Linked DNA regions of Homo sapiens: region 2 is linked to region 1. A link is an interaction called in ENCODE POLR2A ChIA-PET data of the cell type or tissue named here. Cell type or tissue: PC-3. All regions are shown on one strand. Each heading gives the region's core, and the rest is flanking DNA. Links, peaks and the distances in the headings are about the cores only. Region 1 has its middle 39 kb from the start of PIM1. Region 2 overlaps FGD2 (FYVE, RhoGEF and PH domain containing 2).

Region 1 (2,960 bases), core at 445-2,944:
TATATTTTTTTGGATACAGAGTCTCTTTTTTTTTTTCCAGGCTGAATCTTGCTCTGTTGCCTAGGCTGGAGTGCAGTGGCGCGATCTCGGCTCACTGCAACCTCTGCCTCCTGGGTTCAAGCGATTCTCCTGCCTCAGCCTCCCGAGTAGCTGGGATTACAGGCTCCTGCCACCATACCCGGCTAATTTTTGTATTTTTAGTAGAGACGGGGTTTCACCATGTTGGCCAGGCTGGTCTCGAACTCCTGACCTCGGGATCTGCCCTCCTCAGCCTCCCAAAGTGTTGGGATTACAGGCATGAGCCACCGCGCCTGGCCCAGATCAAGTTTTGATAGATAGAGATAATAGTCCCAGCAGCCACCATGTATTTTTCCATTGCTAGGTGCTGTGTTGATGGCCTTGTATTCATTCTCATTGAGTCCTCTCAGTGACTGTCTGTCACATATGCCTATCCCTGTTGGACAGATGAGAAAATTAAGACTCAGGGATTAAGTGACTTGCCCAGCAGTAGTTGCATGTTGATTCCTTTTATTTTATTCTATTTTTTTGTCTTGTCTGATTCCAAGCTGACATTTATTGAGCACTTACTACCTGCCAGGATCTATACCAGTGCTTCACAATGGGTCCTCAGGACCACACTATGTGAGATAATATTCTTATTGTCCTCATTTTTCAGGTCAGGAAGCAGGCTCAGAGAGGCTTAACTTGCAAATATCACACTACTAGGAAGTGGCAGAACCAGGCTGTGACCCCAGGCAGTGGGATTCCTAGCTTTTGACCACTGCATTTCGTCATTAAAAACCCAAGACAACCTCTCTGTGATTTAGTGTTACTCCTGAAGTGATCCCAGGGAAGGACCCTCAGGACACGTTAGATCAAGACTCCAGGGTTTGCTCTGACTGTCTACAGAAGGGAGAGCTGGGGAGGATAGGGCTGGGAGGTTGAATCTGTTAATATCTGCACAGAGGAGGGCAGAAGCAGCTAAGCGGTGTTCGTACTGCTCTGTGTGTGCCCTGGAAATGCAAGCAGCCCTCAGCTTCTGTGGCTGGCCTGGATGGCTGGCAGCAAGCCTGCAGGAGGGAAGCCCCATCTCAGGGAGGGGCAGCCAGACCCTCCGGCAGTGGCTTCCCCCTCGCTGACCTTTAGCTGGAGCTGATGAATTGGCAGCAACTGTGTGACATCAGGGAGACATTTTCTTCTTTGTGAGCTCAGAGCTTCCATTTAAAAATTCCTCAGTCACAGGACAGAGGCTGCAGAAGCCCGGGCAACACTTGTGGTGGCAGCAGGTGATGTGCACTTGTTCCAAGTCCTCCAGAAGTCTGCGTAATCCTCGGGATTCCGGGCGGCTGCTGGGATGGCCATGTAAGGTGCGGTTGTTGGCCTTATTTATCCCTGTGGCGCTGCCAGCTCTTAGAAGCCCTGCAAGGAAGGGATCATGGGGGGGCGGGGGGGAGGGCTGGTCCCATCAGCTGGCGCCTGGGAGTCACCAGCTTCCTCCAGCAGTTTCCTCTGCCTGGCCCCTCTCTACCTTCTTGTCTTTACCCCTGGTGAAAACCAGCACTCAATTTAAAATTAAGTGAGCTCAAAAGTTATCCAAACATGTTTGTCTTGACTTTTGTATGTGGGGCAGGTGGAGTGGAAGGAAGAGAGGCTGCAGTGAGTCAAGATTGCGCCACTGCACTCCAGCCCGGGTGACAGAGCAAGACTCCATGACACACACAAACACACACACACACTCACACACACACTCTTTTCCCTAAACTTGACGGTGGCAGAAGGAACCATTATTTTATTGCAGCAAAGGGCAAAGTTGAAAGGGAAATTAGATCTCTAAATACTCCAAGCCCCTCATTTTACAGAGGAGAAAACTTCCAGCTCAGAGAGGGGAAGTGACTTGCCCAAGGTCTCACCACAAGTTAGAGGCAGAGGCAGGACCAGAACTGATTACCTTGGGCAGGTTAGCTTTTCTCTCTGAGCTTCGTTCCTTCATTGATAAAGTGACACGGTGGGGTTTGATGATGCGCAAGATTTATCTCCAGATCTCAAAATACAGAACCGTAATTGAGTGACTCTCTCAGGCTCCCTGAGGGATCCTAGAGGATCCAGGGGAGCAGAACTCTGGAGAAGGCAGGATATATGGTAAAGAAGGTGGGGACTGTTTGATGAACAAGTAACTCCAGGATCTTGGGACAGACGATTCATTACCTTGGCTAGCTGCCTCTTCACCTCAGTCTCTCCCCCTGCCCTTGCCCTTGGAGAAAAGCATTCATCCCAGAACAGCCATCTTCCCTCTTTTCCCTTCTTCCCAACCCACAGATGTATATATTCCCTAATTTCTGATTATTTACTGGGCCGCTATTACTCTAGCTTATATATTTATAGCTTTCCGGTAACACTCATCTAGGAATCACTCAGTGTGCCAGGTACTAAGTACTTTACATTATCACATTTAATCCTCCTACCTCCATCCTCTGAGTTAGGCTATATTATCCTCAGTATGTAGATAAAGAAACCCAGGCTAGGTTGAGTGCTGTGACTTACACCAGTAATCCCAACACTTTAGGAGGCCAAAGCCAGAGGATCGCTTGAACCTAGGAGTTCAAGGTCAGTCTGAGTAACATAGTGAAAACTTGTCTCTATAAAAAAGAAAGAAAAGAAACCGAGGCTCAGAGACTTACATATTTGCATGTTCTTATAGTTAATAAGTGGGGAATCCCTAAAGTGACCCAAATTTGGCTGGAGACTAAGGGCATTTTTTTTTTATTTATTTATCCTTATTTTAAGATGGGGGTCTTGCTATTTTGCCTGGGCTCGAACTCCTAAACTCAAGCGATCCTCCCTCCTCAGCCTCATGATGCCATCATGCCTGGCGCTGAGCTCTAGTTCCTTTTTTTTTTTTTTTTTTTTTTTTTGTGAGACAGAGTCTCACTTTGTTGCCTATGCTGGAGTGCAGGGGCGTG
Region 2 (2,859 bases), core at 253-2,752, 120 kb after region 1:
ACCTGCCATGACAGCCCCCAGGAGCAGCCCTGCCTGTGCAGCCCAGCCATGGGGTGTCTGAATGGCGGGAGCCCCCCAGGGCTGAGAGACTGGAAGCCACTGAACGTTAGCCATTAGGTGTTTGGCTTTGGTGACTCTCACTGCTTCCCAAAACAAGCCAGACCTAGAGGGTATAATGGAAGGAGCATGGGCTTTGGTATCACATAGGCATGGGTTCAAATCCCAGTTCTGCTACTCTCTGGCTGCGTGACCTTGAGCAAGTCACTAAACCTCTCTGGGCCTTAGTGTCCTCATCTGTGAAAAATGGCTAATGGTATGGATGATGTCTATGAAGTGCCAGTGGTTGATGTTGATGACTGATGGTCGTCAAAACCATTTTAGCAGGAGCTCAGTAAGTATATGGGAATGGCTTAGGCCTCCTCAGCCCCCTGGGACCCCTGGGGGTGTCCTCACTCTGGGCATCGGCCTGGTCTGGGGCCTGGGCTGGCAGCTTCTGGATGTACTCCTTGAGCAGCAGCTCGTAACGTGGAATTCTCTGCACTGGTTCCAGCATGTGGTGCTGCAGGGTCAGGCTGCCCGAAGCCTCGCTGCTCTTGGGGAGGGATGGGGGAGCAACACGGAGAGGGTGAGAGAAGGGAGGTGGGTCAGGCTGCTCCTGAGGGCCGGACGAGTAGGCAGGGGCCTATGGAAGCAGCTGAGCCTGGGAGATGCCCGGAATCACTCAAGGCAACCTGAGCCACTGCATGCTGGGAGTGGCAATGCTGACTCCAGCCCTCCCCCAGCCTCACCTGGATGCGAGTGAGAACCTCCTGGAAGAGTGGAGACTTGTCGGTCCAGGTGGCCAGCAGCTCAGCCGCTCGCTCAAAGTTCTTGACATACTCACTGTACATCTTCAGGAAGGGGGCCAGCTTCTGGATCACGTCACCGATGCGGGGGTTAGCTGTCCTGCAGGAGGGGCACAGGGATTGCCCTCAGCCTAGAGACCTCCTCTCGACTCTAGATAGGGCCAGGTGAGGCCAGGCTCCCTGAATCCCCCAAAGCAAACTTTCCACGGCAATTCTGGGTGTGGGCGGGGTACGGGGGTGTCATCCTCACATGCGCCCCTCTACTCCTTAGACTGTGAGCCTCCTGAGGCCAAAGGCTGTTCTGGTCCCAGGTTGGCCTCATCCACAAGGCCCGGCACAGTGTTGGGCCCACAGCAGGTGTTCAGTAACTGCTCAGTGCTTCATTATGTAACAATAACGAGGGCTACCTACCAAGCACTACCCAGGACATGATGCATGTCTCATTCCATGTAATTCTCACAACCCTGTAGGTGGGGGCAGCCACTAGCCCATCATAGAGGTGAGGAAGTGGAGGCTCAGAGGGGTACGAACTTCTCCAGGATTGGCCAGCCACAGTGGCTTACACCTGTACTCGCAGCACTCTGCAAGGCCTGAGGCAGGCAGGCAGGTTGAGCCCAGGAGTTCAAGACCAGCCTGAGCAGCATGGTGAAACCTCATTCCATGCCCCTCACACTGAAAAAAAATAATATATATACATATATATACACGTATATATATGTATACACACACACACACACACACACACAGAACTTTTCCAGGATCATCCCATGGCAGGGCCTGCTAGAGCAGAGCAGCAGGGAGCCATGGCCATGGCCTGGGAGTGAGGCTTCCTGAGCCTGACTCCTGGGATGCACAAATCATGCTAGCTGTGTTCCCAGGTAAGTCACTTAGCATCTTTGTACCCTGATTTTCTCATTGAAAAAAATTGGAATGATGGCAGGCGATCTCATAGGGTTATATCCTTCTCTTTTCTTTTCTTTCTTTTTTTTTTTTTTTTAAGTCAGGGTCTCTCTCTGTCACCCAGGCTGGAGTGCAGTGGCACAATCATGGCTCACTGCAGCCTCGACTTTCCGGGCTCCAGCAATCCTCCAACCTCAGCCTCCTGAGTAGCTGGGACTACAGGTGCCTGCTACCATGCCCGGCTAAGTTTTGTATTTTTGGTAGAGATGGGGTTTTACCATGTTGCCCAGAGTGGTCTCAAACTCTTAAGCTCAAGTGATCCACCCACCTTGGCCTCCCAAAGTGCTGGGATTACAGGCATGAGCCACCGAACCTGGCTATTATTATCTTAAAAAAAAACAACAGTTTATTATAAATGTTTTAAGCAATCAATACATCACTAGGTTTAACAATTACTAGCATTCTTCTTTGCCAAAGATCTTAAAGGACATCCTAGACTTCGTGGCAAACTATATAAGGCAAGTAACTTCACTGTTAAATGCTTTAGTGGCCATCTGTGAAAACAAGAGGGTTTCTTGCATAACCATGATGCCGTCATCACACAGCAGGCTGATGTGAAGATTGAGGGAGTTAATAGAGGGAAAGCCCAAGGCCAGGCGTGTAGGAAGCCCTCAGTTGGCACTGGCTATTTTCACTGTCCCAAAGTCACTTGGTCACTTGGCTTGGCCAGGACCTGATCCACCCCTTTCCCCAGGAAGCAGTCTGCACACACACAGCCTCTCAGAGCTCATTCACCCAAGCCCTTCACTGTGCAGACAGACCGAGCCCCAGGGAGGCATGGCCACACAATAAGGGCCTGGGCCTAGGAGGCTGAACCTAGCGCCCTGGGGTCTCCCCACCTCCACCTGGCCAGGGCTGTGGTCTGAGGCCTCAGGGGCTCCTGGTGGACCTCACCAGTCGTCCAGGCGCCGCTGCAGCTCTGGGAGGAAGAACTGAGAATGGAACTGATAGATGGAGGAGATGTTGGAGAAGATGACCCTGACCACATCCTCTGGGAAGGCCTTGCTGCTGCGGGCTGTCTTCAGCAGCTCCTGGAAAAACACCTGTAGCCGCC

Evidence for each region. ChIA-PET counts read pairs that join two places held together with the same protein. Peaks named below come from ENCODE experiments on the same cell type or tissue, not always from the same donor. Only the 100,000 strongest peaks of a DNase experiment are listed, where the experiment ranks them.
Region 2: POLR2A ChIA-PET joins it to region 1 with 25 read pairs; 9 of 35 experiments call an interaction of 5 or more read pairs at or near these places.

What each region holds. Positions count from the first base shown.
Region 1 is chr6:37,129,688-37,132,647 of GRCh38, reverse strand. No RefSeq gene overlaps it. Among named protein-coding and RNA genes, the nearest start is that of PIM1, 39 kb to the left of the region's middle. RefSeq lists enhancers at 351-1,268, 1,269-2,187. In PC-3, for the core only: no CTCF peak of the experiment used is centred there; a DNase peak (open chromatin) is centred at 1,667; H3K27ac peaks cover 2,335 bases.
Region 2 is chr6:37,011,695-37,014,553 of GRCh38, reverse strand. FGD2 (FYVE, RhoGEF and PH domain containing 2) reads right to left here. Exons shown (of 16, transcript NM_173558.4): 4 at 2,700-2,848; 5 at 789-945; 6 at 454-592. Among named protein-coding and RNA genes, the nearest start is that of FGD2, 7.5 kb to the right of the region's middle. RefSeq lists enhancers at 36-753, 2,184-2,683. In PC-3, for the core only: no CTCF peak of the experiment used is centred there; no DNase peak of the experiment used is centred there.